Regions from separate parts of the Homo sapiens genome. Here regions 1 and 3 are each linked to region 2. The links are chromatin contacts, found by Hi-C or POLR2A ChIA-PET in ENCODE. All regions are on one chromosome and are shown on one strand. Each heading gives the region's core, a stretch centred on a gene start or an enhancer-like site at or near the end of the contact. The rest is flanking DNA. Distances are from core to core; before and after follow the strand shown. Region 1 overlaps LOC105370003 (a long non-coding RNA gene). Region 2 has its middle 14 kb from the start of TBX3-AS1. Region 3 overlaps LOC105370003 (a long non-coding RNA gene).

Region 1 (2,700 bases), core at 162-2,661, 740 kb before region 2:
CAGCACTTGGTATTGTCTGTATTTTGAATTTATAGTAGTTCTGGTAATTGGGTAGTAGTATCTCATTGAGGCTGTAACTAGCATTACTATGATTATTATTGAGGCTGACCAACAGTTTATATGTTTGCCATACTTTTGGAGATCTTTTATGAAATGCCTGTTTGAATCTTCTGCCCATTTTTTTAAAATTGGGTTATCTCTCTTTTTCTTACTGATTTCTGAAGCTGTTTACATATTCTGAAAATGAGCCTTTACTAGGTGATAAGTGTTGCAAGTATCTTTTTCTTTTCTGTTACTTGACTTTTCACTGTTTTAATAGTGTGTCTTTGTGAACAGAAATTCGTATTTTATATACACATACACACACACACACACACACACACACACACACACACACACACATATATTTCCTTTAAATTTGATTTTTGGGGACTGTCTTTTGTTTTTGTTTAAGAAATCATTCCCTGCCTGAATAAAAATTAAAAAAAAAAACTCTCCTATAGTGTTTTCTAGAAGCTTTATTGTTTTTACTTCCATATTTAGATATACAATATATCATTTTGTTCTTTGATTTTTCTCGCATCATACAGCCTTCTTTTCTGTTCCTGGGATACCCCTAAATCCCATGTCAGAAAAGACGTGCAGCTTTATGACTTAGCAAAAGTGATAGCAACAACACAATCATAATAACCGAGATGCGTGCAAGACCTTGTGACACACATTTCCATCCATTAACTGATTTAATTCTTTCATATCAGCCCTTGGAAACTGTTGAAGTGAGCATCATAATGCCCATTTTAAAGATGGAAAGAGTGAGCCTTAGAGAAAAGTAACTTGCCCAAGTTCACATAGCTGATAAATAGCAGAACAAGGAGATTCAAATATAGATCTGCCTGGTTTCAAAATATATTCTCCTTTTATCGCCTGGTGTTGATTAAGATGACTTGAGGTTACTAAGTCCCTGTTACTCACAGTTTTGTGTAAGATTTTCCAAGAATCTCACAGGAATTTTGTGTGCAGCCAAAAAATTCCTGGTATTTCCCATGATGTCATTGGACTGAGATATAGAATAGGTTTCTTTTCATGTAATCTGCAGAGCAGAGGTGCACCAGAGAGTTGGGTCATCAGAGGGTTAACATTTTGACTTGCCTAGGGAAATAAGAGTTTCTTTACCTCTGGTCCTCCCTCATCCTCTGGGAAGCCTCGGATGCTGTTTTACAGCCTGGCTGATCTTACGGTAAATGATACAAGCAGCAGCTTTTAAAAATCCGAGTTGCTGCTTCGAGTATTAGAAATGCCTCTAGAGTTTGGTAGTTAAAGCCAAAGCAGATGGATAAACACTAGTAGCTGCCGAAGGTGGTGCATGATGTCAATGGAGAACAGGCAAGGCAGGTCTTTCGTAGGGGACAGCCGTTGTTTGACCTGGCAGCGCCCTCACTTCTTCAGGGACTGGTGATCCTTTGATAAATTGCTCCTGCCTCCTCTCTAAACATATGGTTTGAATAGAGGCTGTCCATGCTAGCTCCCCACCCTCTTGGGCTGGGTGATGGGTACAGCATTGGACACACCATCCAACAGAGCCAATGAGGTGCCTTCCCTGGGATTTTTCCAACCAAAGCAGGAAAGAAAGTCTGTTCCTATTTTGATACATCTCTGAGGAACACTTCCCAGGCAATAAATATCTATGAAATGAATGAATGAATCCCCATTGCCAAGTGAACTCTCAGAGGGTATCTCTGTTCATAGTGAGAATTTATCATGCTTTTGGATAAGTACGTGAATAAATTAGGAGAGCATGCGTGTGTTCATAAACGGGGATGTAAGAGAGTAAGTGAATAAATAAACAAGTGAATATATACTCTGCAATTCTGATTGTTTATATTTCTCATACTGATAGACATTTGCATTCCAAAGAGATCCACTTTGTTCCAGTTATCTTTGCTGTGTAACAAAGTGTCCAAAAACTTAATGGTATAAACAACCATTTCATTAGGTAACAGATTCTGTGACTCAGAAGTTTTGATAGAAGGTGCAGACAGGTGTTCTCTGCTCCAAGATGTCTAAGGTCTAATCTGGACATAATTCAATGGCTGGGATATGTAGGTGCTAAGCGAAGGGATTTCTAGGTGATCCCAGCTCCCAGGACCTGTTAAATCCTAAACCAGACCATGGCACTCCTCTGTTCAAAACGAACAGCTCACTCCAACCTCGTGACCTTTGCACTACAGCCCCCTCTGCTTGGAATTCTCTGCTACAGAAATCTGCAAGGCAGATTTACTTACAGGAACTGGGATCACTTAAAAATGCCATCGCTTAGCACTTACATATGGCCTCTCCATGTGGCCTGGGCTTCCTCTTAGTGTGGCAGCCTCAGGGTTAGTTGGAACTCTTACATGGTGTTTTGAGGTTCTAGCATAAGTGTCTTAGTGGACAGGGCAGAAGCGGTATTGCTTTTTATGAAGTTGCACAATATAACTTTTGCCATACTCTATTAGACTCTACTGGTCAAAACCTTAGAAGTTACACAATATAATTTCTGCCATACTCTATTAGACTCTACTGGTCGAAACAGTCACAGCCCACCCAGGTCTAAAGGATGGGAACACAAACCCCAACCGCTGGATGGGAGGGTGCAAGGTCATATTGTAGAAGAGCATATAGAATGGAAAATATTGTTGTGTTCGGAAAACAATCAGCCAC
Region 2 (2,700 bases), core at 25-2,524:
CCTGATGAGAATACAGAAAGAAGGGTAATTTCAGATACTTTTAAGTTTTAATGGAAAAAGACTGATGTGCTCCCTAAGTCAGGTTTTCCCACCCGAATCCGACCAAAAGTAAGCTCGGCAAGTACGAATGTTTTTCGTTTTAAGCTCGCCCTCAGTTTTGACATCAATCTGGCGAATCCAAGTCGAAAATACCTTCTTGCACCAGTGTGTTTGGCTCGGGGAAAAGGCCAGCAGAATGCCCCAGCAGTCCGAGCGGGCTTGGCTAGGCAGCAACCCTCCAGGTTGTAGAAGTGGACAAGACGCAACGCCTTTCCACTCGGCAACCCCCCACACAGCCTGCAGTCCCTGGTGCCTCAAATTGAACCCGGCTGGCCCAAGGCGCCCCTACGAGGCCCCATCCATCCCGAGTTGTGCGTGCAAAGCGCGGCCAGCTCCGCGAAAACTTAGCTGTGTCACGCGAGGGAGGAGGGAAATTATCCCCGAAAGGGGAAAGGTAATTCCAGGGTGCACATTTCACCCCCTCCACGGCAAAAGTCACCCAGGAGGCTGACATCCTCCCCTAGTCTCCCCTTCAAACCCGTCTCCAGGCTGTTCGGGGAGTTGCCTTTTGAAGTTCAATTTATCTTTGAAACATTCAATAAAAAATGATGAGGCACTGTCAGTCTTTTGGTCTCCCGACCCCCAGCCTCGCCTCCGAGGTGTGTGTCTGTTGGGGGGCGGGGGCGGCACGGGAAGGTTCGAGGGTTAGTCCTTAGCCCTTTTCTTGCCCTGGGGGCCATGACGTGAAGACCCAGCTGGAGCCTGCCTGGCGGCTGCCTCCCTCCCCACCCCCCACCCGCCACCCCCTGGAGCCCGCCAGCCCGGCCCCAAGTCCCTGTCACCTTCAGGCCTCTTGAATGACCGGAGAGGAGGACGCCCCCTCCCTTCCCTCATCCTGTACTTGGAAGGGATCGAGGTCGAGACCTTTTGGAGAGCGGGGCAAAGCCCCTTCCATCTCTGGCCAGGCACGTGGGGACCCCTACAGCCTCCTCTGCGATGTCTCCGGGGGTGGGAGGGAAGACAGACAACCAGAGTATGTTGGTGCGGAGTCGCGGGGGGGGGGAGGGGCGGGGTGCGCTGCGGGGGTGGCAGGGCCTGAGCTGAGACGGGCCCTGGGGACCTTTGAGGCTGGGGCTCCCCCGAGGACTGGGAGATTTCCAGGGCGCGCTCCTTCTGCGCAGCGGCTACAGCCTGAAGGGGGCAGCTCTGGATCCAGCGACAACGCGCGGTGTCCGCGCCTCTGAGAAGGTGGTAGTTGGCTGGTTGCGCTCTCCCGAATTGGGGAAAAAAGAACTCAGCCTCCAAAAGGGAAGAAATGCTTTGCTTTTCTCTTCTTTCTCAGTCCAAATTTGCTTACCTCCTCCCTTCTCTCCCCCCGCCCCCGATTTGGGGACCCTGCTCAGACTTGTGTCCAGCCTCTCTTACTGGCGTTCCTCTTTTTTTTTTTTTTTTTTTTTTAATCTCCTGTGTATCTCATTTGTATATTGTGATGTTAATGAGTAACTCCTGTAGCGCTGATGGGCGGGGGGTGGAGGGGATGAACGGCTCGCAGTCTCTCTGGATTTTGCTGCCTATTACTCACCTGGCGCCGGTCGCAATCTCGCCGCAGGCTTTATGGTGGCTGCGGCCGCCCCAGAGGCCACTCAGGGCAGGCGCCTTCGCCTTTTTTCTGGGCTTCGAGTGCCACCTATCTGTCTCGTCTACGAATGCGTCCAGGTCGCCGCAGCTGGCTCGGCACCCCAGCGCCTCCCGGGTTCCGGAACTTGGGCGCTTCGCCTTCGCCCCTTCTCATCCCCACCACTCCCAGCCCCACTCCCCTCCTCCTCCGTCCCCAGCCCCATTCTCAGCCTCGGAAGAAGCTGCCTTCCCCTCTTTCCTGGATATCACTTTCACTCCCGTTTGTGCCTCAGATGAGAAAAACAGCCCTGCCCTCCTCTGGGTTTCCAAAGAATGTTAGAAAATTCAGTGCGGGAACCCTGGCTCGTAATTCTCTGGACAAGTTCCTTGCTGCTTGTAGAAATCTCTAGACCCTTGTTCTGGACCCCGCCTGGCGGGGGATAACCTGAATTCGCGATGGGTCGATAGAGAAAGGATACCTCCTTCCCCAACATACACACCTCAAATTCTGCCCTGGGGACAACTTGCCAGTACCAGGATGCTCTCTTTTTTACTCCACAACTTTGGAAGTTTTTGTTTTTTAACCTGGCCGCGTCTACAAGGACAAAGGCCATGACTCGCGGGAGCAGCAGTCCCTACGAGGGTCAGCTACCGCAGCCTGCAGGGCCCAGCACCTTCGTGACTTGTAGATTTAAGGTGACAAATGCGGGTGCCGGTCAGAGGCCTCCAACCCCTGCCTGTCGGGAAGGTCGGCTCCAGTCCTGGCTGCGCCCTGGAGTCTGAGACCCGCGGAGGGGAGGGGATGGGGTCGCCTTTTGCTGTGCTTTGAGCCGCGGGTGAAGGCGTCCGGGTTCCTGCTGACCTCCCGGCGCTAATTGCAGGGGCCGAAGGGCGCGCTCGGGCAGAGGCAGGGGTCACGACCTTGCGGCTCCCTCCTCCCGAGGTCCCGGCAACCTGAAGGAGCCGGGTGTGTGCAAGAGGGCGTGTGTGTGTGCGCGCTCGCGCGATTAGGGCCTCTCTCTAGATCTGCGCTGTTCTGGGACC
Region 3 (2,700 bases), core at 76-2,575, 780 kb before region 2:
GGGAGAGGGGAGGGACTGGCTCCAAGTTAGGTGAGGAAGAGAGAAATAGAACAGGGAGAGAGGGAGAAACTAAGAGGGGATGCTAAGAGAGAAGAGAGCGACAGAATCAGCAGGAGGTGGAGAGAATCAGAGAGGTGGGGAGTAGGAGACAGAAAGGTCAGGAAGTGCACAGAGACAGGTACAGGAGACAGGGAGCAACTGGAGACACAGACACACATGCACACGCACACACACACGAACACGCGCGCACACACGCTCGCGGCGAGGGCTGGGGAGGGAGGGAATTTAGGGGAGAGGCGCAGACAAGAGACAGACATGGGCAAGTCACACACTTTCGGGAGAGACATCGCAGAGGGAGAGGGAGAGGAAGGGCAGGGGAGGGGAGGGGAGGGGAGGGGAGGGGAGCCCGCTCCAGCTGCCCACCCATCCCCCGCCCTTCCGCAACGCCAGCATCCTGCGCCCCTCCCCCGCCGCCTCTTATCAGCGGCGAGCGCGGCGCGCGGCGGCCTTGGGCTCGAGGAGGCGGCGCGGCGCGGGGCCTGATTGCAGGTGCGCCGGCGCCGCCGAGTCTGCAGCGGCCGCTCAGTGGCCGGCCCGGCGGCCGGGCGGGTGGCGGCGGCAGGCACGGCGCGAGCGAGGGGCGCGGGGGCGCGGCCTCCCCTTCGCACGCAGGGCGGTAGAATGAGCCGCACGGCCGCGCGCCGCTCGCCCCTCGCCCCGGGCCGGCCGTGAACTTGCCGGGGCCGCCTGCAGGGAGAGGCGGGCCCCGCTGGCACCTGCCGCCCTCCGCTCCCAACTCCGTCCACGCCCGGGGCTCGCAACCCACGCGGACAGGAGACTGCTGGCTATTGGCACTGTCACGACGCTGCTGTGTTTGAGCAACATCTATCTTGAGAGAGATTAATAAAAACAGCGACGTTTTCCAAAGATGCCACTGTTCACAGGACATCCATTGTTTTTTACTTGCTTGGCTGAAGTTAGCAGAGCCTTGAATAGCAGGGCCTACCTGGCTTTGCATCTGAACTTTGCCTTTTTCTAACTGTGGCCTTGGGCTAGTGTCTTGCCTCTCTGCATCTCTATCTTCTCCCCTGGGAAACGGGAAGAATAAAGGTGTCTGCGTCACAGGGATGCCGGGAGGTTAAAGACAGGCAAAGATATAAGTGGTTCAACAGTCCCCAACACATAGAAGCTGTTCTGTAGGACCAGGCTGGTGTTATCATCATTAGTGGGGCTGGGGAAGGGTTGACAAAGGAGCTGGTGGACATCCACCTCCTGCTAACCCCAAGGATCGGTGCCTCGGAGTCTCCTTCCTCTCGGCTGCAGGAGGCCAGGAGTCCTGGGTGTGCCTGCTGGCCTCCCTCGGGAATGGCCAAGTCAACTCCTGGCTCAGGGTCCCATATTCCTTCTCAGAAAAATGGGCCTTGGGCCATCAACCCAAGACTCTAATAACCTGTCTTTCCCCGAGGGTTGCCGAGGATCCAAGGGCAGGGTGGCTACACGCCTGATTTGGTATTGATATCTGGTTCCATCTCTAAGAGCTCTGTAGCTTTGGACCAGGTCATGTCACTTCCCCTAAGGCGCAGCTTGGCAATAGCAGCAGTGGTGCCTAGGGGCGTTGTGGGGATTATCTGGGTGCTGCAGCCCTGGAGCTGGGATTTTTCAGACCTCCGTGTGTGAAGTCCTGCAAGCTGAGAGCCTCCAGATGACCCAACTTAAGATCCACCCAAGCATGCACAGCCAGGACCCGCTCTCCCAGCTGCCGCCAACCAATGATTGGGCATGGCAGAGGTGCTAGAGCCCAGCCTCTCCTGCCTGGTTTGGGACTGCTCTGATGGCCGATCTTTGCGGGCCACTCCTCATCACCAGGCAGAGACTTTCTCGGAGTGGACCAGACCTATCCTGCAGGCTCTTCCTGCCCAGTCCGCCTCCCTTCTCTTCTTCCCCTGTGGGACCTGCATCCTGATGTGCAGGTTCTCCTGGACTACTCCTGCTTCATTCCCCTTTATCCTTCACAGACATCTCCCTCAGTAAATGTCTCATTCCATCTAGACTTCCGCTTCCCAGAGGACTGAAACTAACACAATGAATTAATATGTAAAAGACTCACATACAAAGCCCCTAGTAGGTGCTAGGAACTATTATTATTATTATTACTATTATGATGATGCCTTCCTGCTGTCAGCATTCTAACTGAATATCCTGAGCAAATGAGCTTTTTCTTCCTTTCTGTCCCATTTTCTCTCTATTCTGCAAACACTTCCCGAGAGACCCTCCCAGAAGCCAAGCTGCATGCTTCCTGCTGGATTTACAGAGCTCAGCCCCTGCCCTCTTCCTGCCCAGCAGGGGAGACAGAGAAGAAACAAGGATGATAAAAGCTTGGATAGGCAGAAGCAGCAAAAGACAGCAGGCTGGAGGAGGGAGGAGCAATCAGGGAAGGCCTCCTGAAGGAGATGATGTGTGTTACGTCATGAGAGATGAATGAAGTTATTCACATCACCCAGACAGAGGGGAGGATCCATACCCAAATAAGTTAGGCAAATGAAACACAAACCTATGGTGGGGCCAGGTGGGAAGTTTTCCGTTGGGAGGGTTTGAGAGTCTTTCTGGAAAGGGTGACATTTAATTTGACACTGTGGTATAAATACGAGGGCTGTGTTGCTGAATGGTTAGATGAGTGGGGGTCTCAAACTAGTCTGCTTA

The links. Hi-C counts contacts between places; a loop is a spot of excess contacts on that map. ChIA-PET counts read pairs that join two places held with the same protein, here RNA polymerase II (POLR2A). Pooled maps may share reads with other maps.
Region 1: a loop to region 2 is called in a pooled map, with 15 times the contacts of the local background. The contact joins two enhancer-like sites. A Hi-C loop is called at or near these places in 8 of 168 maps with a recorded cell type or tissue (Caco-2, HCT116, HepG2 and 3 more) and 14 of 50 pooled maps. POLR2A ChIA-PET finds 5 or more read pairs at or near these places in 2 of 52 experiments (AG04450 and HepG2).
Region 3: a map of Caco-2 shows a loop between it and region 2 (4-fold over the local background). The contact joins two enhancer-like sites. A Hi-C loop is called at or near these places in 7 of 168 maps with a recorded cell type or tissue (Caco-2, HCT116, HepG2 and 4 more), 1 of 37 single-sample maps with no recorded cell type and 12 of 50 pooled maps. POLR2A ChIA-PET finds 5 or more read pairs at or near these places in 5 of 52 experiments (AG04449, AG04450, BJ and 2 more).

What each region holds. Positions count from the first base shown.
Region 1 is chr12:115,403,687-115,406,386 of GRCh38, reverse strand. The region is part of intron 3 of LOC105370003 (a long non-coding RNA gene); the gene reads left to right. Among named protein-coding and RNA genes, the nearest start is that of LINC02463, 480 kb to the left of the region's middle. Within about 2 kb of position 1,411, at least 2 of the 41 ENCODE cell types and tissues checked have a DNase peak (open chromatin) inside an H3K27ac peak, as active enhancers do.
Region 2 is chr12:114,667,290-114,669,989 of GRCh38, reverse strand. No RefSeq gene overlaps it. Among named protein-coding and RNA genes, the nearest start is that of TBX3-AS1, 14 kb to the left of the region's middle. Within about 2 kb of position 1,274, at least 16 of the 41 ENCODE cell types and tissues checked have a DNase peak (open chromatin) inside an H3K27ac peak, as active enhancers do.
Region 3 is chr12:115,449,922-115,452,621 of GRCh38, reverse strand. All of the region lies in intron 2 of LOC105370003 (a long non-coding RNA gene), which reads left to right. Among named protein-coding and RNA genes, the nearest start is that of LINC02463, 430 kb to the left of the region's middle. RefSeq lists a silencer at 597-706. Within about 2 kb of position 1,325, at least 4 of the 41 ENCODE cell types and tissues checked have a DNase peak (open chromatin) inside an H3K27ac peak, as active enhancers do.